4 separate regions of the Homo sapiens genome follow, and regions 2, 3 and 4 are each linked to region 1. The links are chromatin contacts, found by Hi-C or POLR2A ChIA-PET in ENCODE. All regions are on one chromosome and are shown on one strand. The core of a region is the stretch at or near the end of the contact, and the rest is flanking DNA. Distances in the headings are between cores, read along the strand shown.

Evidence for each region. Hi-C counts contacts between places; a loop is a spot of excess contacts on that map. ChIA-PET counts read pairs that join two places held with the same protein, here RNA polymerase II (POLR2A). Pooled maps may share reads with other maps.
Region 2: a pooled map shows a loop between it and region 1 (2.9-fold over the local background). The contact joins the promoter of ARF3 here to the promoter of RPAP3-DT in region 1. A Hi-C loop is called at or near these places in 2 of 50 pooled maps. POLR2A ChIA-PET finds 5 or more read pairs at or near these places in 2 of 52 experiments (HEK293 and HepG2).
Region 3: a loop to region 1 is called in a map of CD8-positive, alpha-beta T cell, with 11 times the contacts of the local background. The contact joins the promoter of CCNT1 here to the promoter of RPAP3-DT in region 1. A Hi-C loop is called at or near these places in 3 of 168 maps with a recorded cell type or tissue (CD8-positive, alpha-beta T cell, naive thymus-derived CD4-positive, alpha-beta T cell and natural killer cell), 1 of 37 single-sample maps with no recorded cell type and 9 of 50 pooled maps. POLR2A ChIA-PET finds 5 or more read pairs at or near these places in 1 of 52 experiments (activated B cell).
Region 4: a map of B cell shows a loop between it and region 1 (38-fold over the local background). The contact joins the promoter of LINC00938 here to the promoter of RPAP3-DT in region 1. A Hi-C loop is called at or near these places in 4 of 168 maps with a recorded cell type or tissue (B cell, CD8-positive, alpha-beta T cell and naive thymus-derived CD4-positive, alpha-beta T cell), 1 of 37 single-sample maps with no recorded cell type and 13 of 50 pooled maps.

Annotation. Positions count from the first base shown.
Region 1 is chr12:47,701,889-47,707,627 of GRCh38, reverse strand. It overlaps RPAP3-DT (RPAP3 divergent transcript), which reads right to left and starts at 1,540. Exons shown (of 4, transcript NR_183480.1): 1 at 1,465-1,540. It overlaps RPAP3 (RNA polymerase II associated protein 3), which reads left to right and starts at 1,598. Exons shown (of 17, transcript NM_024604.3): 1 at 1,598-1,676; 2 at 4,782-4,940. The coding sequence starts at 4,788. RefSeq lists enhancers at 1,287-1,436, 1,368-1,662, 1,383-1,882, 1,883-2,384 and silencers at 1,577-1,656, 1,727-2,016, 2,047-2,136.
Region 2 is chr12:48,955,274-48,961,020 of GRCh38, reverse strand. ARF3 (ARF GTPase 3) reads left to right here and starts at 3,534. Exons shown (of 5, transcript NM_001659.3): 1 at 3,534-3,711. LOC124903110 (small nucleolar RNA U13) reads left to right here and starts at 185; the gene lies at 185-283. RefSeq lists a silencer at 889-1,098 and enhancers at 4,207-4,286, 4,342-5,337.
Region 3 is chr12:48,712,662-48,718,117 of GRCh38, reverse strand. It overlaps CCNT1 (cyclin T1), which reads left to right and starts at 1,411. Exons shown (of 9, transcript NM_001240.4): 1 at 1,411-1,603; 2 at 3,594-3,675. The coding sequence starts at 1,443. RefSeq lists enhancers at 657-896, 296-1,296, 1,367-1,646.
Region 4 is chr12:45,724,987-45,730,757 of GRCh38, reverse strand. It overlaps LINC00938 (long intergenic non-protein coding RNA 938), which reads left to right and starts at 2,837. Exons shown (of 1, transcript NR_028408.1): 1 at 2,837-5,038. ARID2 (AT-rich interaction domain 2) reads right to left here and starts at 1,052. Exons shown (of 21, transcript NM_152641.4): 1 at 830-1,052; 2 at 621-714. The coding sequence starts at 921. RefSeq lists silencers at 602-841, 1,352-1,771 and enhancers at 2,284-3,246, 2,822-3,541, 3,247-4,209.

The sequences.
Region 1 (5,739 bases), core at 291-2,790:
GAATCTAGGAAAGAACTTAAGGTGGCCTAGGTCTGAGCTCACAGGAGAGAAGGCTGCCATTGCAGGCACAGGTTTTGTGGGACAGCAGGAGCCTCAGAATTAGGTGATGATGACCATCAAAACCATTTGATTAACTTTTCTCACTTTGACTCTATATTCACTAAGCTACTTCTGATTATTGTATGGTTTGAGAGAGAAAAAGAGAGAGAAAAGCAGGGTCACCTAAGGGTCTATGAGGTTTTACTAGAGCAGCCAGCTAGCCCCCTTATCTCTCTTCTCAATCAACTCTGTCAGAATTAATAAAACAAATGTGGTTGCTTTTGTTAAAAACACCAGTAAATCAATATTTGCTTTTAAATACTTAATAAAAAAATTATTAAAAGTCAGTTCTCTATCTCCCTAATACAACCAAAGAATCATTTCATTAGTAAATATTTTGACGTACACTTAATGATTTGACTACTATGATTTTAAAATATAAAGATACCAATAATTAAGCAATGGGAAGGATGTGCTAATGATATGACCTTGTAAGACAGCACTCCAGCCTAGTTCTTCATTGATCAGCGCCTGGGTTAGTGGCTTCCAGCTTCAAATGCACAGCCGTATCCTATGCTTTAAAAAATTCTGATTGGCTTCACTCAAGACTAGTTACATCAGAATCTCTGGGATAGGACACAGAAATCAGTATACACACACACACACACACACACACACACACACACACACACACAGACACAAACACACACACACACACACGTGTATATGTATATACTCCCTAAGTGATTCCAAAGCTCAGTCAAGACTGAGAACCACCGATCTGGATTTTGAGGATATTTGAGGTTACAGTCCTGTTTTAAATGGAAAGTTTCATTTGTTTGTGTTTGCTTCTGTGGACTTCTGCAATTATTTTTGTTTTGCTTTCGTTTAAGAGTTGTCATTGCAACGAAGACTCCCTCACACGGGAAGCAGAAGCAAAAAGTGTTAAAAGTTTCGTTCTTTTTTCTCTGTAAGCCAGAGCATATCTAAAGACAGATTGTAACACTGGCACATGTCAAAGAAAGACTCAGAGATAGATTCACTTAGAAAAGGGGTTTACTTGCAAAAGATGCGAGGAGTTAGACGGAAGGACTAGTTTGCCAACCAGTACTTAAAGGGAAAAAAAAATCCCCTAAAATTACCAGGATTACCGGTTGACAGTAGTCTGTTCATGGTGGAAAAACAGTAACTTTCTCACATGGTTATTATACTCACAAAGGTCAGACAAATTAATGTCACAAAGGTCAGAGATTAGCAAGGTAAATATTAGGGATTAAACTGTTTAAGGGAGTCCAGGGAAATATTCAAGGTTTTATTGTTTTGGAGATCAGAAAATCAGGATGATCCTGCAGTTTTTGGGTTATCTCCTTTTAAGCTTAGTCATATTGGAAGCAGGCAGAAGGCTCAGATATTGCTTTTACATACCCTCAAGCCACCAAGCTGGTTCCATCCTGAGAAGGAAGTCACGAAGCTGACTTCTGCGCGCGCTCAAGCCCAGGCTAAAGGGGGCGGGGCGAGGCCGCGGGGGCTTGTGGGGAAGCGCAGGAGGCGGGGCTTTGCGTGAGTCACTGCCGGGCTCGGCGTGAGTCGCTGCGGGGCTGACGGGGTGGCAGTGCGGCGGGTTACGGCCTGGTCAGGTGAGCGGGCGTTGCGGTTCTCGCTGCCCGGAGCAGCGTAGGAGATCCTTGGGGTGGCCGGTGGGAGGAGGGGTAGCGGTTATGGGTACCGGTGAGGCGGGGCGGGCCGGGGCTGGCGGTGGAGGCGCGCGTTGAGGCGGCGCGTCGGTGTCCAGGGCAGCGGCGTCTCGGGTCGCGCGTTCCCGGAGGGGCTCGCCCCCGCAACCCGGGCCTGCGCGCTCTGCTTTGCAGGCGGACCCTCCACCCTGCTGCGATTTTGCAGTGCTCGGGAAGGCAGAGCCGCCCTCCCGCAAAGACCGAGGTGGGGCCCGCCCCCTTGCGGCGTGGGTGTGCGGTGTTCGCCGGGACAGCGGGTGTGAAAGTGATACCCCCAGCGCTGGAAGTTTTTGATTGCTGGCTCGCACCCCCGCCCCATCGCAGGGTCCCTGGGAGAGTTTTTGGGCCTGCTCGAGCAGCAGCGGTGATGGGTGAAATGGAAAAGCATCTAACCCCCGTCAGCATCTCACTGACTTGTTGCGCTTTTATTCATTTATTTGAGTTCCCAACAAAGCGTTGTACTAGTTTTGTTTTTGAATGAGTTGTGCATATATGGTCAAACATGGACACTGCCTGAAAGAAGCTTAAACCTAATTTAGTTGTTGAGGCTACGAGTCAGAAGACCTATCTGCATCTGCAACTGTCCCTTCTTAGTGAGGTATTTTTCACTGTCCTAAACAAATGTTTTTCTAATTCCGTCTCTCTCCCTCCCACCTTACTTCTCTTCCCTCCGCCTAAAGCTTTGACTCTTCTCCTACCTTTTTGGAGATTTTGCCCCATCACTCATCCTTTTTCCTGTATCTTTTACTTTGTTGCTTTTTCCCCAGACTATGCTCAAGAACAAGTCTTATATTATCAAAGGCAAATGTACTGTAATCTCCATATAATCTCATTTACGTAACTCATTTCATTCCCCCCCCTCCTTTTTTTTTGGTCCCAGGCTGGAGTGTAGTGGGCCCGTCACCGCCCACTGTGGCCTCGATCTCCCGATCCTCCCACCTCAGCCTCCTGAGTAGCTGGAACTATAGGCACCCTCCACCACGCCTGGCTAATTTTTGTGTTTTTAGTAGAGATGGGGATCTCGAAGTGTTGCCCAGGCTGATCTAGGAACTCCTGAGCCCAAGCTATTCCCCCTGCCCCCCAACCTCTGCCTCCCAAAGTGCCGGGATTACAGGCATGAGCCACCTGCGGTTGGCCTTCCACCCTTTAAAAAAAATCTTATTGAAACTCTAAATAGAGGTCAGGCGCGGTGGCTCATGCCTATAATCCCAGCACTTTGGGAGGCCGAGGTGGGCGGATCACTTGAGGTCAGGAGTTCGAGACCAGCCTGGCCAACGTGGTGAAACCCCGTCTCTACTAAAAAAAAAAAAAATACAAAAATTAGCCGGGCGTGGTGGCCTGCACCTGTAATCCCAGCTGCTCGGGAGGCTGAGGCAGGAGAATCACTTGAACCTAGGAGGTGGAGGTTGCAGTGAGCTGAGTTTGCGCCACTGCACTCCAGCCTGGGCGACAGAGCAAGACTCTGTCTCAAGAAAAAAAACAAAAACTCTGAATAGTCTTTTTATGACTAAATATAATGCACTTTCTTTCCCTCTGTGGCATTTGGCACTGCTAACCTCTCACTTTCTTCAACTCATTTTTTGTCATCTGTAACAGTACACTCTAGGTTTTTCTCCCAACTGTCTAGGTGCTACTGCCTACTTTTTTCTTCCTTGGCATCTCTTTCTCCGTTTAGTGTTCTCCAGGTTCACCCCATTCCCCAGTTGTCACAATGGTTAAACATGGCCACATCCTTGATTCTAGCTTCTACCTTTCTGCTAGTGACACCGGAATTTATCTCTATTCCTACATAGCTACCTATGGGGTATCTCTTCGCCCCATTAGCACTCAAATTCAGCATATCCCAAACAAATAATCTGACTTTCCGTTTGCCCTCCAACTTTGATGCCTCTTTTCCTTTTAACATTGTATTTCTTGACTCAAAATGGCATCAGTAATCTTACCGGGGTCCCAAGCCAGAAATCTAGGCCACTGTTTGAGTCTTTCTCTGTTCTCCAACACCTCAGTCTAGTCAGTCATCAAGTTCTTTTTATTTTACTACCTTGATATTTTCACATAACTTTCAGAATATAGGTTAGACCTCATGGCCTGCCATTTCAAGTCTGTCCCATGTCCACCTCTTTAATTTTCTTTTCCTTCATTCTCCCTCATAATTCCTCACTCTGCCTGCCCACTCCTCCCTGTTAGTCACTTGGCGGGCCCCTTTGAAATCCAGCTAAAGTTCCAACACCTCTGGGGACTCCTTCCGTGACACCACCACCCTACTATCTGATCCATGCCTATTTTTTGCAGTCAGTTCCATAGCATCTGTATGTACCTCTGACGCAGGGTTCTCAACCAGGGGTTATTTTACCTCTCAGGGAACATTTGGCAGTGTCTGGGATTCTTCGTTGTCACAATCCATGAGAGGAAGGGATAATCCTGGCACCTAGTTGGTAGAGGACAGAAATGTTGCCAACCCTCCTACAATGCACAGGACAGCACTCTTAAAATAAATTTTTTGGCCCAAAATGTCAGTAGTCCCAAGGTTGAGAAACCCTGCTTAACATATTTTGTTACTAGTGCTTTATATATTTTTTTCTTCTCCACTGCACAAGGGACCTTGTCTTGTTTTTGCATCCCTAAATCTTGATTCAGGGCCTTTCACATAGTAGAAGTTAAATGTTGGAAGAAAAAGAAATAAAGGAGGTAATCGCTCAACTCCAGAGATGAGCAGCCTGTCTGCTACCACAGGCTACCTGATAATTTCAGTGATTTTTCTCCCCATTACCTTTCTTTAATGTTGCCTTTCAAGGATGCTTCAACTTGTCTATTTTTCATTTGTTTATTCAGCAACTGATTTATTTTTAAAATATTATATTGATTTTTCTTTATTCAGCATCAGTTGGCTGTCTTCTGTCCATGTATCTTGGCCACTTATGAAGTGGTAAAAGATAATTAGCTAGCTTTCAGAAAAATAAACCAAATAGGCCTATTCTTATCAGAGGTTGGTTGTTCAAAACTCTGCAGACCATAATGACTTCAGCAAATAAAGCAATCGAATTACAACTACAAGTGAAACAAAATGCAGAAGAATTACAAGACTTTATGCGGGATTTAGAAAACTGGGAAAAAGACATTAAACAAAAGGATATGGAACTAAGAAGACAGAATGGTGTTCCTGAAGAGGTAAATTAAGAATTCGTAATTAAGATCCACCAAAACTAATTTTATAAAAATAAAGCATAACTTTTAAAAATGTTTTGTGAAAATACTGAAATTGAAGTGACTTGCTTCACTGTCAATTTTCTTTTCTTTTTTTTTGTGATGGAGTCTTGCTCTGTCACCAGGCTGGAGTGCAGTGGCGCGATCTCGGCTCACTGCAACCTCCGCCTCCTGGGTTCAAGCAGTTCTCCTGCCTTAGCCTCCTGAGTAACTGGGACTACAGGCGTGCACCACCACGCCCAGCTACTTTTTGTATTTTTTTTTTTTTAGTAGAGACGGGGTCTCATCATGTTGGCCAGGATGGTCTTGATCTGTTGACCTCAAGTGATCCACCCACCTCGGCCTCCCGAAGTGCTGGGATTACAGGCATGAGCCACCGTGCCCGGCCCACTGTCAGTGTTTTTAGAAATTCTGCTTTTCAAAAAGTCTTTGTAATAATTAAATATATTACCATATTTTAAGGCTTAGTGAGTAGTTACTGAAGGGATGATCATGTGATAATACTTAGAGGTAAATAAATGACTAGCATCATAAAATATGTAGAGGTGTGTGTGTATAAAAATAATATGTGTAGTTATATACTAATGATATATTAACATACCATATTGGCATAAAAATGCAGATAGTACCTAGGTTCAACCAAAAGTTTTTCTTAAGACTGCATTTAAATATGGCTGGGTTTTTCATACTGTACATAATATGGAGGCAGTTCAGTTTGTCTTTGCACTACTGCTGGTTCATCGTACTAAGGCTGAAGATAGGT
Region 2 (5,747 bases), core at 2,285-4,784, 1.3 Mb before region 1:
GAGTTCCACAGGCATGTGCACGTGGTAAGGGCACTAGGGAGGTTTTATAAATCATAGTTTTGGTGGACAGCATGGTGGGATAACCTGGTGGAGTGTTACTAGAAATTTCTAGAGAAATAAATGAAAGAGTAATCACATGGAAATATCAAAAAACCCACTCTAGGAGTAATAATACTGGAGGAAGATCCTTTTGTAGTTCATAAGCATAATGACTGGGTGCTTACACACATGTGAGATGTGCCACCCTCAAACCTTGTTACATTGGCACACTATCCATTTGACATGAACAACAACAACAAAATACTGGAGGTGTCTTTTGTCCTTAAAAACACAGAGCTGGGCTAGGCACGGTGGCTCATGCCTGTAATCCCAACACTTTGGGACGCCTAGATGGGAGGACTGCTTGAGCTCAAGAGTTTGGCCTGGGCAACATGGCAAAACCCTGTCTCTACAAATAGCATAAAAATTAGCTGGGTGACTGGGCATGGTGGCTCACGCCTGTAATCCCAGCACTTTGGGAGGCTGAGGCAGGTGGATCACCTGAGGTCAGGAGTTCAAGACCAGCCTGACCAACACAGTGAAACCCTGTCTCTACTAAAAATATAAAAATTAGCCGGGCGTGGTGGCACATGCCTATAATCCCAGCTACTTGGGAGGCTAAGACAGGAGAGTCACCCGAACACAGGAGGCAGAGGTTGCAGTGAGCGGAGATTGTGCCATTGCACTCCAGCCTGGGCAACAAGAGCGAAACTGTCTCAAAAAAAAAAAAAAAAATTAGCCAGGCATGGTGGCGTGCACCTGTAGTCCCAGCTACTTGGGAGGCTGAGGTGGTAAGGATCACTTGAGCCCAGGAGGTTGAGGCTGCAGTGAGCCGATTGCGCCACTACACTCCAGCCTCAGCAACACAGCAAGACCCAGTTTCTTTTTTTTTCTTTCTTCTTTTTTTTTTTTTTGAGACGGAGTCTTGCTCTATCGCCCCGGCTGGAGTGCAGTGGCGCGATCTCGGCTCACTGCAAGCTCCAACTCCCGGGTTCACGCCATTCTCCTGACTCAGCCTCAGGAGTAGTTGGGACTATAGGCGCCTGCCACCACGCCTGCCTAATTTTTTGTATTTTTAGTAGAGACGGGGTTTCACCGTGTTAGCCAGGATGTTCTCGATCTCCTGACCTCGTGACTCGTGATCCGCCTGCCTCGGCCTCCCAAAGTGCTAGGATTACAGGCTTGAGCCACCGCTCCCGGCCAAGATCCAGTTTCAAAAACAGAAAAAAAAAAAAAAGCAAGAAACAAACAAACAAAACCACCAACAAAAACACACCCGACAGAACTACCCAGCACAGTGGCACATGTCTATAATCCCAGCTATTCATGAGGCTGAGACAGGAGGATCACTTGAACCCAGGAATTCAAGACTGAAGTGTGCTATGATCGCTCCTGTGAATAGCCACTGCACTCCAGCCTGGGCAACATAGTGAGACCCCGTATCTTAAAAAAACACAGAGATGTGGCTCACGCCTGTAATCCCAGCACTTTGGGAGGCTGAGGCAGGCAGATCACGAGGTCAGGAGATTGAGATCATCCTGGCTAACACAGTGAAACCCTGTCTCTACTAAAAAAACAAAAAATTGGCCGGGCATGGTGGCACACACCTGTAGTCCCAGCTACTCGCGAGGCTGAGGCAGGAGAATCGCTTGAACCTGGGAGGCGGAGGTTGCAGTGAGCTGAGATTGCACCACTGCACTCCAGCCTGGGTGACAGAGCGAGACTCCATCTCAAAAACAAACAAACAAACAAACAAACAAACACACACACAAAAACAAAAACAACCCACAGAGATTAGCAGGGCAGCAGCCCTTAATAGCAGTGCCCAGGACAGATATAATTCCTTGTTATAAACAGGTTCCTTGTCATCCATCTCATCCCTTACCATCTTAAATTAAGGTCCCCTTAGCTTGACATTCTAGGGTCATGTTATCAGGTTAACATAAGAGAGAGAACAGACTGGGTTAAGGGACTGTAAGTGCATACACCAGGGATTGATGAGGACAAGGAGATCGACATATATGGCACCTACCAGCTTTTTTTTTTTTTTTCTTTGAGACAAAGTCTTACTCTGTCGCCCAGGCTGGAGTGCAGTGGTACGATCTTGGCTCACTGCAACTTCCGCCTCCCAGGTTCAAGCGATTCTCTGGCCTCAGTTCAAGTAGCTGGGATTACAGGTATGTGCCACCATGCCCGGCTAATTTTTGTATTTTCTGGTAGAGACAGGGTTTCACCATATTGGCCAGGATGGTCTCAAACTCCTGACCTTAAGTGATCTGCCCACTTCAGCCTGCCAAAGTGCTGGGATTACAAGTGTGAACACAGGGCCTGGCCCCAGCTTAGTTCTTCTTGGAAGCAAGGAAACAAACAAACAAAATCAACCAAGGCAATAAATTCATAAGAGCAACAATTTGGGCTCAAGCCTTAGGGAAGAGCCATGTGTTCATTCCCTTATACTGCTGTAAATGAGGAGAGAGGGCACTTAGAGAACCTTCTATTGGCCGGGCGCGGTGGCTCACGCCTGTAATCCCAGCTACTCAGGAGGCTGAGGCAGGAGAATCGCTTGAACCCGGGAGGCAGAGGTTGCAGTGAGCCAAGATGGTGCCATTGCACTCCAGCCTGGGCGACAGAGTGAGACTCTTGTCTCAAAAAAAAAAAAAAAAAAAGGAACCTTCTGTTCTTAGCATTACTAGTGCCCTTCTATCACAGCTATTTTTGTTTCAAGGCAGTTCTGCATGTCTAGACCAGGTGCAAAACGGAGTGTGAGGGAAGTAGGAGTGGGTAGGAAGCAAGAAATATGGGTGCAAAGTCCTTCACCTTTCCTTGGGATACTAAAATCCCTACTCATCTAGGCACACTTCCTCAAACCACACTTCTGAATATTAGGTTTCCACTCTCCGTCTTTCAAGTTCCAACTTAACTGGCTCAGAGTCCAGCTGTTTTCCTTTAGCCTCTTAAGTTCATCACTCTCCTTCCTCTTCCTTATGGGAAAGGATCTCTTGATTCAGACCCCACAGTAATCTAGTCTCAGGAATAGTGAGCAACAACAATGGTGCGGTGAGGGCTTTCAGGGGATGGCAGCTAGCCCAGATTAAGAAATAAAGATGAAGTCTGGCTGGGTAAGGCATGCCACAGCAACGACTGTTCACCCATATCCCGATGCTGGCTTTGCCCAAGGAGCCCCTGGGCCCCGCAGCCCAGCCCGTCTCCTACGCAGCCAACTTGCCGCCTCAGTCCTTAAATTCCAGGCACAACCCTGGAGCTTGGGATTGTCACCTCAGTCCTCACTGTCTCATCCCCATTCACGGCTCCCGCCTCCGCCGCCCACAGCCCCCACACCTGCCCCCGCCCTGACTCCAGCTCCAGCGCCCGGCCGCCGGTGCTGCAGCCGCTGCCATGGTGATGGGTCTCGCGAGAACTGCCGCTAGCTACCGCGCAGCTATCGCGCGATCGGGGAGGTGGGAAGTATCCCGGGCTGGGGGTGGGGGTACGCCGCACAGCTCCAGTCGCCGTCGCGGCTTCCGGTGCTAGGTGGAGGGAAGGAAGGAGGGAGCCGGGGAGTGGGCCAGGGCAGCAGCCGGGCTGAAGTCGGCTTGGGGAGCCAGAGGGAGCGGAGCGGAACCTGCGGGGCAGAGGCGGCGGCCGCAGCGGCGCAGCTGATAGCAGGAACAGGTGAGAGGCTGGGAAGGGAAGGCGGGTCCCGGTAGAGAAGAGGCTCGGTCAGGGTGAGGGCTGAGGAGATAGAGCGCCTCCCGGGCCCCGCCCGGCACTGCTTGGCGTGGGGCGGTGGGATTCTTCCCACCCGAGAGCTCAGAGAGGGTGCGTCGGGCCAGCTTCACGCCTGCCCCCGCATTTGAAGGACGCAGAGCTGGGGTGGGGGTGGGGGGCGCACACGGATTTGTCCTCCGCCTCGCTCAAGGGGGCGACCTGGGCTGCAGTTAGGTTGTCGCCTGCAGGAGGTGTGCTGTTGAGGGAGAGGAAAACCGTCCGAGGAGAGGTGATGAGGGGGCGGTGATGGCTGTTTGTATCTTTTCTGTTAAAGGGCTAGGGAATGCTGCTTTCTTCTACTCCCTCTCCCTCCCCCACCTTAGCAATAGGAGACGGGAGAGAAGCCTTGCTGTGGTTACACCCCCTCCCCCATCATAGGGCAGGGGTGCGTAGGGGGGTTGGGGGTTAGCCAACAGGGCAGGCTGCTGGGGCACCACATGGGCGCTATTGTGGTAGAGGTTGCGCTTTCGAGTCTAGGGAACCGCAGGTTGGGAAGAGGGCAGCAAGTGGGGAGAGGGTGGAGAGGAGGCAGGAGAAGGAGGAGGGGGATCTGATCTTCCTGGGAGAAGAGAGGTGGGGCCTTCCTCCCCAGGCGGAGCGGGGGCGGTCTCACAGGAGGAGGGAGCATCTTGTCACTGGCCCTCAGTTTGTGTCTTCCAATCCGCTTTCTTTCTTTAGGAAGTACCAGGATTCCCGGAACAGAAAATGGAGCCATTGCTTACGCGAATCGTTTGAGGGAAGGGGCGGGAGTTGGGGAGGTGGAGTTCCCTGTTAAAACGGGCCACTTGATTAGCAAAGTGGTAGCTGTTATTTTGGGGGAATTCCCGTCTTGATTGCATTAAGGCGGGTCTCCATCTTTCCAGGCCAGGAGGAATGTGGTGGTGGAGGTGGAGGATTGTGGTATGTGGTCAGGAGTGAGAAGAAATAGTAAGGCCGTCCCGGTGAGGGAGAAATGTAACCTAAAACCTGTCTCTGCTGTTGTTGGATTGGGTCACCCCTGGTCTATGGCATGAAAGTTTTATTGGGAGGAGATCTGCTGCAAGAGTCTGATTGCTTGGGTCAGTGCAACAGGACAGAATCTAGTCGCTGCATACCTCCTTCCCTGTCCTCAATCAGGTAGGTAGTAACAGTCTTTGCTGCTATTTTGTCTTGGGCTTGTTGTTGGGGTAGGTGTTTCCACTTGCCGTGACTTGGGACATGGGACAGTGTTATGGGACAGTGGATTATCATAGCCCATTGGACTTGAGTTTGAAAAACATGTCTGTAAAAGTTCATTCTAAGAAAGAAACTAATCCATTAAGGTTCAGCTTTTCACCGAATGAATGATTGACCTTGGATTCAGCCAGGAAAGGCTCCCATGTATCACATATTCACATGCGTCCTGTTTCCCAGCATAGAATTATTACCTTGCATAGTTAGAATTTTTATAGTTGTCTATCTTGCTTTTCCAAAGAGACTAGACGCTTTTCGACTGCAGGAACTGGATTTCGTCTCCTCTTCCACAATGCCCATGCAAACAGTAGGTACCCATGATGAATTTAGAATGTAAATAGATAGAACTCAACAAGCTTTCTAACTGTAGTTTAAGGAAAGGGCAAGAGATGGCTTGGCTGTCAGCAGAAGTGCCTGGAAATAGCTTAGCAAGGGTACAAAGACCCTTAGCCTTTGTAATTAAGAAGTTTTTGTGTCTCTGCCTTCCTAAGAGGCACAGAATAGGCATAGATAATGGAAACTTAAGACCCAAAAAGAAAAATATTACTAGAACACAGAGTCATTATCTGCAGTCCCAGATTTCCTGCTTCCCCATTGTGGGCAAAGGGGTCTCTCCATCAGACCTAAGTCTTTCAAAGTGTTATATATGAATTGGGATCCTGGAGAGTTTGGAGGAGGGACCAATATATGTATATGTGTGGTGTCAGGTACAGAATTGGTACCAGTGA
Region 3 (5,456 bases), core at 162-2,661, 1.0 Mb before region 1:
CCGGGTTCAAATGATTCTCCTGCCTCAGCCTCCCGAGTAGCTGGGAGTACAGGCGTGCGCCACCACGCCTGGCTAATTTTTGTATTTTCAGTAGAGATGAGGTTTCACCATGTTGGCCAGGCTGGTCTCGAACTCCCGACTTCAGGTGATCCACCCGCCTTGGCCTCCCAAAGTGCTGGGATTATAGGCTTGAGCCACCGCGCCCGGCAAAGGAGCTGGGAAATATTTTGACAGAGGGCAAGAACTTGCTAATCTGTGCAAGTGAGGGGTAGTGGTGGAGGCTTTCCACACTCAAGGGGCAGTTTTAGTTCACCCATTCGCAAACGTACTTAAAAATTACCTCTTAGAGTTGTGCTGAATAAATGAAACAGTATATTTAAGTCAGTATTGTGCCTGGGACATGTAAGCTCTTAATTAATGTTATTAATTTCATTTTATTCCTTTAAGTTGGATCACTGGCGAACAACGTGAGAATGTTTTCATGCCTTTGGCTACACATTAAAGCGACCTCTCCAAATGGGTTGTCGCATTTTACATTGCTACCAACAATGTAACAGCCTTCTAGTTGCTTTATGCTCCGATATACGAAAGAGCCCCACCATTTGATTCTGTTTTTCAGTTTCTGACAGCCTCACCTACTTTCTCTTTCAAGTTCATCTGCCACATTTTTACTTATTTTATTTTTTTGAGACGGAGTCTCGCTTTCTCACCCAGGCTGGAGGCTGGGGTGCAGTGGCGTGATCTCGGCTCACTGCGATCTCCGCCTCCCGGGTTCAAGCGATTCTCCTGCCTCAGCTTCCCGAGTAGCTGGGACTACAGGCGCGCGACACCACGCCGGCTAATTTTGTATTTTTAGTAGAGACGGGGGTTTCACCATATTGGCCAGGCTGGTCTCGAACTCCTGACCTCGTGATCCGCCCGCTTCGGGCTCCCAAAGTGCTGGGATTACAGGCGTGAACCACCGCGCCCGGCCCATCTGCCCCATTTTACATCACCACTGCCGTCACAAACAAAGTTCTCGTAAGAACCGCCAAGCGGCGCGTGGGCGGCCGCCCCATCCCACTATAATTGCGGCCTCGCAGCCTGACCCGGGGCGCCAACGCTCAATCCGGTTCTCGCGGGAAGATACACGGTTTTTAAGAAAGAACTTCTAACCCCACTCCACCGCCCAACGGTCACGTGACGCGCCTGCGTCCTCGCCTCAAGGTTTTTTCTGGTCGCATATTGGCTGTTAACTCGGCTACGGGGTGTAGCGAGGTGCATTCCGGAAGTAGGTCCTTTGACTTTTGCTTCCTCTACGGAGGCAAGTAACAACCCGGCGGTCGACGCTTAGCGGAAGTTCGTCAAGTCGCAGTTGCCCCCGCACAGCGGATGTGGGTCGCCTCTTAGGTGACGCTGGGAAGTGCCTGCAGCCTTCGCCGCTGCCTTCTGGTTGAAGCACTATGGAGGGAGAGAGGAAGAACAACAACAAACGGTGGTATTTCACTCGAGAACAGCTGGAAAATAGCCCATCCCGTCGTTTTGGCGTGGACCCAGATAAAGAACTTTCTTATCGCCAGCAGGCGGCCAATCTGCTTCAGGACATGGGGCAGCGTCTTAACGTGTATCCTTGTGGCCTAGGCCTTCGGCCTTGGAGTTGGTCCCGCCATGCTCTGGCGTCCGGGTCTCAGGCTCTGTGGGGGGGACGAAAGTGGGGAAGAAGGTGGGCAGAAGCTGGATGTCTAGTTGGGAGAGCCCACGATGGGGCGGGCTGAAACTCAGTTAGCGCTAGGGAAGCGAGGCAGAGTTGATTTCCCGCTCGCTCACCCGTGCCGCCAGCCTTGCTGGGAATTCGTATCCTTCCCGGCTTTGTGTTTTAACCAGCCCTTCCAACTCTGTCTTCATTGTGTTCTGATCTGCTCTGGTGACGTTAAGATTCTCATTTTCCGCTGTGCCCTAGGGGTCTAGGTCTGGCAGAGGTTTCTCTGTTGACGGCTGCCTCCCAAACCTAGTGTGTAAATTTCGAGAAATTCAGTACCTGAAAGTGTTATAAAGGGTGGACTAGAATTAATGCCTCAGCCTTGGTCCAAAATCCATTCCTCATCTACTAGCTGTTTAAGTGACCTCTCAAATTTTTGGCCGTCTTGTCTATAAAATGGGATAATACCTCTTGTGTTTGATTCTGTGTCCAGCACAGTGCTTTGCATTCAGATGCTCAGTTAGTAGCTACTGTTTTATAGAATTTCAGAGGAAAGATGTTAGTTTACGTTTGTAGGGGATACCCACGAATCTAATGTTTTAAATAGTTTACAAAATACCGGGTCCTTAACTTACTTAGAGTGATGATATGTATTTCATTTTCAAAAATGAGGTAACGGCTGGATGCGGTGGCTCACGCCTGTAATCTCTGCACTTTGGGAGGCCGAGGCGGGTGGATCACCTGAGGTCAGGAGTTCGAGACCAGCCTGGCCAACATGATTAAACCCCTGTCTCTACTAAAAATACAAAAAATTACCCCGGCGTAGTGGCGGGCAGCTGTAATCCCAGCTAGTCAGGAGGCCGACGCAGGAAAATCGCTTGAACCCGGGAGGCGGAGGTTGCAGTTAGCCGAGATGGCGCCACTGCACTCCAGCTTGGGCAACAATAGTGAAACTCCGTCTCAGAAAAAAAAAATTAAAAAAAAAATGAGGTAACCTCTCCCACATATTTTTGTTTGTTAGGAAATACACTTATTTTATGGTGGAGAAAACTAGTATAGTTTTAAATTTCTTTCCACTCTGCGTGTGAAAATTTTCTTGGGTGCAGCTTCTATTTAAATGTGTGGCTGACAGTAATGTGTGTATCTTAAGGGTGTGTTCATCTCAAAATGGGTGTCTGTTTTATCGCCAGTTTGTTTCCTGCTGATGTCCAGGTTTGTTTCCTAAGCATCCTGTCAGTATGGAGTTAAATCTTTTTGTTCGAAATTCTATTTCAGTGCATCCTTAAAATGCTTTCCTTTTTGTATGTGTGTTGTCATTAAGGTTGTCAGCCAGGCGCGGTGGCTCGCGCCTGTAATACCAGCACTTTCGGAGGCCAAGGCAGGTCGATCAGTTGAGGCCAGGAGTTCAAGACCAGCCTGGCCAACATGGTGAAACCATGTCTCTACTAAAAATACAAAAAGTAGCCAGGTCTGTTGGTGGGCGCCTGTAATCTCAGCTACTGGGGAAGCTGAGGCAGGAGAATCGCTTGAATTTGGGAGGTAGAGGTTTCAGTGGGCCAAGATGGTGCCACCGCACTCCAGTGTGGGCGACAGAGTGTGAGCCACCGCGCCTGGCCGCCTTATATAGTTTTTAAAAAAATCTGTCTAGATTCATACATCCTGAGATGTTTGTTTATTCATTCAGTACATTTATATTAAATATTTGTTATGTGTAAGGCATTGTGCTAAGTGTCAGTTGGCGATTAATAATTTGGTGAAAGAAAACAGACATATTCTTTGATTTGGAGAGATAAGTATGATTTTCATTTAGTAGTATCTACTTGCTTGGCCATTTCATCCTTTTGGGAGGGAGATAGAGGTTATCTTTTCCAGAATTATACCTGCCTGTTTTTGGATCTTAACTTGAACACTTCAGCTCACAATTGACTATCAACACTGCTATAGTATACATGCATCGATTCTACATGATTCAGTCCTTCACACAGTTCCCTGGAAATGTAAGTATAATTTTTTTATATGATATAATCCTTTTGTGATTGATTCCACCTACCTATTCCATTTGTGGTTGGTCTTTGCTACTGAACTGTAACTTGAACTTTAGAATTTAGGGTTGATCACTTCCATTATGTGCTGTGTTGCTGTTCTGAATCCAGCTTTTCAGTTTTCCTGTTAAGTGTCTACTTGTCTAGTGGATTTAGTATATCCATGTCGATTCTCTAAAGAAGTAGATTAGGCCGGGTGCAGTGGCTCACAACTGTAATCCCAGCACTTTGAGAGACTGAGATGGGAGGATCACTTGAGCCCAGGAGTTCAAAACCAGCCTGGGCAACATAATGAGACCTCATTTCTACAAAATATCAAAAACAAAAACAAAAAGCAAGTAGCTGGGTGTTGTGGTATGCATCTGTGGTCTCAGCTACTCCAGCAGCTGGCAAGAGGATTGCTTGAACTCAGGGAGTTGAGGATGCAGTGAGCCAAGATTGAGTCGCTTCACTCCAGCCTGGGCATCAGAGTGAGACCCTGTCTTCAAAAAAAACCCCAAAAAACAGATTATCAGACATCTAAAGTCAACATTTTGGGGTTGGAGGAGTAACATTAAAGGGGAAATCATGTGGAATTTAGGTATAGCTTTCTTTTTCTTGCTGGGGTAGGGAGACAGGCAGGGTCTTGCCCTGTTGTCCATGGTGGAATGCAGTGATTTGATTATGGCTCATTGCAGCCTTAACCTTCTGGGCTCAAGCAGTCCTCCTGCCGTAGCCTCCCAAGTAACTGGGACCACAGGCTTGCCAACATATCTGGTAATTTTTAAAATTTTTTTTGTGAAGATGGGGTCTCCCTGTGTTGTCCAGCCTGGTCTCAAACTCCAGGGTTCAAGGGATCCTTCCGCCTCCGCCTTCTAAAATGTTGGGATTACAGTCATGAGCCGCCATTCCTGGCATTAATTTTGAAGTAGTTTATAAAATATGGTCACAGCAAAAGAAGTAAATGTAAGTTACTTAGATTTTCCAAAAGCCTTTGATAAAATTCCAGTCAGCAGTTGGAGGGGAAAGCACATTATGTAATAATAACTGGGAAAATGACTTTTAAGAACATGAAAAATAGGCTATGCATGGTGGCTCATTCTTATGTATAATCACAGCACCTTGGGAGGTTCAGGTGGGAGGACTGATTGAGCCCAGGAGTTGGAGACCAGCCTGGGCAACACGGTGAGACCCCGTTTCTACAAAAAAAAAAAAAAAGGTAAAAAAAATTTTACAAAGAACAGGAAGAATAAAATTATACTAATAAAGAAATTTTATTTTTTTGTACAGAATTATAAATAGTGATCTTTTCAGTGTAGCTATTTGAAATGGTCCTATTTAACATTATTATAAATGACTTGGAATTGAATGCATAGTGATATCCCAGTTCTAGGAAGGACTGTATTTACTTAATAAAACGCCAAGGTAATAGGGATAAACTTGATGAGTACTTCATATGGATTGATTTTTTTTTTTTTGAGATGGAGTTTCGCTCTTGTTGCCCAGGATGGAGTGCAATGGCACGATCTTGGCCCTTTGCAACCTCCGCCTCGCAGATTCAAGCAATCCTCTTTCCTCAGCCTCCCAAGTAGCTGGGATTACATGCATGTGCCACCACACCTGGCTAATTTTTGTATTTTTAGTAGAGACGAGGTTTCACCACGTTGGCCAGGCTGGTTTTGAACTCCTGACCTCAGGTGATCTGCCCGCCTCAGCCTCCCAAAGTGTTGGGATTACAGGTGTGAGCCACTGCACCG
Region 4 (5,771 bases), core at 1,588-4,087, 2.0 Mb after region 1:
TGAGGCCTACAGCTTCTGCCTAGCCTTGAAGCCTAAGATGGCTATTTGGAGACAGGTCCTGGTTTCTTTTGTTAGCTGTATAAACCGAGGGCGACGGGGCCGAGGCTGTGCCCCCGGCTGCCGGGATTATTTCGCAGCCGATTATCGATGTTAAACCTGCCCGCGCTAATTTTGAGTTGCACGAAAACTGCTCTCAGAGTCTGTGTGTCTCTGTGTGTCTCCGCCTGTGCTAGAGCGGCAGCGGCGGCAGAGCTGACTCGCGAGCGAGCGGGCGGGCGGCGCGGGAGCGGGGCGGGCGCGGGGCTCAGGCTGGCGCCCCGCACGCCCGCATTCCCCGCCGCGGCGCTCAGACCCCGCCGGCCCGACCGGGCACCGGGCAGGGCGCGAGCCGGCGCCGGGCCGCCCGCCCGCCGGAGCCCCGCGCCCGCCGCGCGCACGCGAGCCACCAGGCCAAAAACAGCCCCGCCGCCGTCCGCCTCCGTGCCACCGGCTGGGAGCGAAAAGAACGCCTTTTGCCCCCGCGGGCCACCCCCCCAGCCCCAAGCGCCCACTCCGGGGTCAAAGGAGACTTTTTGGAGGAGGCCAGCGAGAGGGAAATACAAATTAAAACTTCCACTCACCTTCGCGAATCCGCCTAAAGTAGTGACTCTGGTGTAGAGACCGTGAAGATCCAGCTCCTTCCCACCCACCGCAGGGATTTTTTTAAAAGGCGACCTGCGGGAGAGAAAAAGCCCCGCACTTGTCAGCCGGGACCCCGTGCCCGGCCCGGGCGGGAGAGCCCCGTTCGCCCCGGCTCGCCCCGGCGCTGCCCCCCCGGTTCTGCTCTCACCCTCTGCTGTGGTGGAACTGCCGCAGCTCGTCCAGGAAAGCGAGTCCCTTTCTCCGCTCGTCCGGAGGCGCCTTCCCCGTCGAGTTTGCCATTATTTTTTCAAAGGAGGTTTTTAAAAAACCCAGATCGGTGTTTTAAAAGCGCCCCCCGCTCCCAGCGCTTCCTACCAGAGCCCGGAGCCCATTCCTCGGCCGGCGGCGGCGGGGCTCAGTCATGGGCCGGCGGTGGCGGCGGCGGCGGCGGCGGCGGCGGCGGCGGCGGCGCAGGGAGGGAGGGAGGGAGGGGGAGGAGGAGGAGGAGGGGAAGGAGGGAGCAGGAGGCCAGGGGGAGAGGAGGGAAGGAGGGAGGGGAATTTCTAAAAAAGTTTAAAGAAATCGGAGCGAAACTAGAAGGGCAGGCGACTGCCGGATCCGCGCGAAGCCGCGGGGCGAGCGCGGCCCCCACCCCTTCCTTCCCTCCCTCCCCGTGGCCCGGCTCTCGCCCGCCTCTCAGCGCCGCCGGCTGAGGCAGCTCAGCCCGGGGACGCGATTCAACATGGTGCTGCTGCCGGGGGCGCGCGAGCGGGCGACGGGCAAGGCGAGCCGATGGTGAGGGGTCTGGGCGGCCAGAGGCCCAAGAGTTTCGGCGGCGGCGGCGGCGGGGCTAGGGCAGGCGGGGCTGGGGGTGGGGAGGGGGAGGTCTGTGTGGTGGTTTGTGGAAAGCGCGGTGACAGCGTGTATTTCGGCCCCGGCTCCGCGGGGCCCTCGCACACATTCACGCGCGGCCTCGGCCGCTGAGGCCGGGGCGTCCCCGGGCAGAAGCACCGGCGGCAGCTGAGCCGCTGCGCGCCGCCCGCCTGCTTCCCTCCCCGCCAGCCTCCCTCTCTGCCGCCGCCACGGCCTGGCAGCCAGTGCCACACAGCGACCCCCGAGGGCTGGCCGCGGCACTGCGCCTGGCTCCACACCGCCCCGGCAGATCCTCGCGGGGAACAATAGACTCGACTCGCCGGGCTTAGGGTTCGTCTGCAATGTGCCGCACATTTCACACGCACACAAAGCCGGCGGAAAGGGGGGCGGTGCGGGGAAACGGCCACTACCGGTTGTTCCAGGGTTAGGGGTGGAGGCGATGTTCGCGTCCCCGGCCCGGCTGTTGGAAGGGCCGCCTCGGAGTCCCCGCCCGCCCGACAGAACCGGTGTGGCGCTCTGAAGGGAAAGGAAGCTCACCGGGGTAGCCCCTCACGCTACGCAACATTCACAGATCGGAATAAAGTCAATTTGTTACCTTCTGTTTTTGTAAAATCTAAAGGAATCGGCTTTTATGAGCCGTATGCTAGTATTTTGGGGCCTGGTTAGCACATTTTCTATGAATTATCCACACGCTAACTTTAGCAAACTATACGTTAAATACAATGTGAACTGTCTGTCCTAGTTCTGTGGAAATAGAGTAATGCTCTTAATTCATCTTGCCGCTGGTTGGCTTCACATATCAAACTGGAGTATTCTATGAGCAAAGTTATGCAAACTAACTAAACTGGTTGGGAAGCAATCTATCGAACTTCGACAATAATAATTAAGGTTTACATTTTTATAGTAAGGTCTCTTCAAGATTGCTGCGTTTAAAATAAATACCGAATAAAACGTTTTTCCTTGCTTTCAAATGTCTTAAATGTAATCCTCGTTTAAAATATTTTGAAGGTTAAAAAAACCCTTTGCTTAAATGAGTCAAAACATCTCAACAAATACTACCACCTAAATTTGCATTTACGAGGGGTGTTGGAGCCGGCTCTTTGCTACAAATGTTAATTAAGATTACAGTACGTGAAACGTATTATTATTCCCATTTTAGTGACGGCCACCACGGGCAAAGTCACTGCCTAACCCAAGGTCACAGGGTAGTAGGGGTCTGGATGGGTTATTTCAGGTAGTCGTTCCAATGGGAACATTGCTTTGGAGGTGAAAAATTATGTAATATAGTGCAGCTTGCTTCCGGTGCTCACTCTAGGAAACGGACTTATTTCCCAACTAAAGTTTGTCTCTTAAGTGGGGTCGGAATAAGGTTGTGGCTAGGAAGATCCTGACAACCCAGGGCCAGTGAGTGTCTCGGAAGCCTGTGAGGGGCGGAGACCCGGCCCGGGGAGGTGGAGAAGCTCGCCGGCCGCGGAAGACTAGGGGTGAGGCTGCTGCGAGGAAGACCCGGTCAGCTGTCCCTTCCCCCATCGGTCCTCTTAGGGGAAGTGGAGATGTGGGCCTCGGAGCTGCGTGGCCCGGGCTGTGCGGATTCCCTAAACGCCGCACTTGCGCACAGCCCCTTACGTAACCGTCAGTGCCGGGGATTCCCTGGAGGGGGTCATTCTATTCAACCATTATACACACCCCGGGCTCCTGCCGCCGCGCCGCCGCCGCCTCACAAAATGGCGGCGCCCATAGAGGAGACCGCGGCCGCCTCCCCGGCCCCATTTTGTGGGAGGCGAGAGATCTGTCAACATGGAAAACCTCTGCTGAGGATGCATCCGAGTTTGGAAACCCCACTTAAGGGATGGAGCCTGGGGGATCACATTAAACGGAAAATGCCAACGACTTCTACCACCTCTACGCGTTTTTAGTTTTTCATTTTCTCGAAGGAAGCGCCAGAAGCCTGTGGAGTAATTGTAACTAGAGGGAGAACGGAAAGCTGAGGTGACTGCTCCGGGGACTTGGCGCGGCGCCTTGGTGGCTTTGGTTGCTCTTCCACGCTCCCGGCAGCTGACCAGAATCTCTTGGAGGGTCTCCTGGGCCACCTCGGCCGCGCCAGTCGTGCAGTGAGACTTCTGTAGTTTTAAAATGCCACAGTCCACGGCCCGGTCGGCACCGCTCGCCTGAATCGTGGGCTTTGGGAACCTTGGAGGCTGCTGCTCCAGGAACTCGCGGTCGGCCGGGAGCCGGGGAGCTTCGTTGCTGGGAGCGGGCGGTATTCGCGGACTCCGGCGGCCCTGGCGGGTCGCGGCCGGGATCCGAGCCGGGGATGACGATGCTGATGGAGCTGATGGGGCAAGAGTGGGAACGGAGGCACGTACACTGAAATTTAAGTCATCCAAGTTGGGACTTAAGATAGCAGGTTAATATTGTCTCAGGCGAGACTTAGAACGTCTTTTCTGGTATCCCAGTCTGCAGTGGGCAAATCTATTGTCTTTATTTCTCATTTAAGGGCAGAATGGAGGGATGACATATTTTTACTTTTCAAGAGGCGGTTGCCACTTTTAAGTCACTGTTGTGTGTGTGTGTGTACATACACAAACATACGATAGTGTGTTTTCAGAGCAAGTATCAAAGGCTAAAGACTTGGAGTGATACTAGTGTTTAAAAGCCTTTTTAAAAAAATTAAGATGTGATGAGAAACTGGAGAATTGACTTTTAAAAATTTCTTTTCTGTAGAAGAGGCTATCTTCAAAATGGAGTCCTAAAGTATATCTGATGGATAGAATTTAAATTCTTAACACTGTATATACCCTGTGGTCAAAAGCATCAACGTAAAACTTGATGTTTATCAGATTACTTATGTTTCAATTTTCCTGTGGTTAGAAAAATTAAGACAGAAGTAAGCTATTAACGGTATTTGCTTGTAAGAGTAACGTTAAAGGTTTAAGGAAAGGTTTGTTGAAATCGATATGCATCACACGAATCATTTATTTTCAATGTTGTTTTCCAGTTGCAGCAATCATTTGTGTTTACATGACTTTGAAAAAGGGTTTAGTTTATGTTGATTTTGACCCTCTTATTTAATCTCTAGTGCAGAAGTGCAGCTTTCTGCAGGCTGCGCCTCAATCGCTAAGTTCCACTCTCCATCCTCTGCCGCGCTACTCCTGGCATGTGGATCACCAAGATACAATTTCTGGTCCTGTCTGTTCTTATTGATGTCCTTTACAGTTAATAAATTTGATTGCCACTAATCAGTCTGTATCTCTTGCAAAAACACCACATTTAGCATCCAAGTAGAGTCAGAGTATGTTTTTTATGAGATTGTACTAAAGTAACCTTCTATTACATTTCTTATTACCATATTGCATTTCCTATAGTGGGCAGCATAGAGCAGGTGGATCCTGACAAAGTAATGTTAGAGATGTGCTGACAGCTTTACAATAGATATTCTCCAACTAATTTGACAAGATATAAAATAAAATGTAGTTCGTAGTTTTCAAGCATTAATGGAAAGTGTTCCTATTAAAAAATTACCAATAACAGTGGAAATTGTTGCAATCCAATTTGTATAGTTTACTGTTTTGATGACAAAGCGCTTATGATGGGAAAAATGTAGTGTTGCTTTTGTAACTGCAAACGCTGCACGCCGTAATTAGAGGTTTATGTTATTTTATTTGAATTTTTCATTCTTACCATCAGTTTTCATATTAGTCAGGAAATTGTGATAAATTAAAAATTCCCTCATTCAACTAAACCTTAAAAAACTGTACCCAGTTTCAAATCAAGCATTATCAGGTGTATGATTACAACAGCTGAAATAAATTGAGGAATTGGTATGCCAACTCAGTGGAGAAATTTTGGGATTTTAGGTCACTCTAAGATTTAAAAAAATAGTTTGATTCGTTAAACAAGGCTATTGAAGTTAAATTGATATTTCCTTAAAGATGATTTTAGAGAAAAATTCCTTGGCGAGCTTCGAGAATGCGTTCATGGCTTCTGTTGCCTGTACCTACTGCTATACTTTTTTATGTGGACTAATTTGTCTTATTTGAAAATTTGATTACAATATCAAATCCTAGATGAAGCCCTTCCATTCTTAGGGTGATTCTAAGGAGTACTGATAACTAAGCTCTTAAAAGGCGAGGAAATAGTTTATTCTACTGCAGATTAGGGTAATCTTAATACAGACACTCTGATGGTAATTCTAAGCAGTGTTGATAACTAAGCTTTTAAAAGATAAGGAAATAGTTTATTCTACTTCAGAGTAGGGTAATTTTAATGCCCTGAAT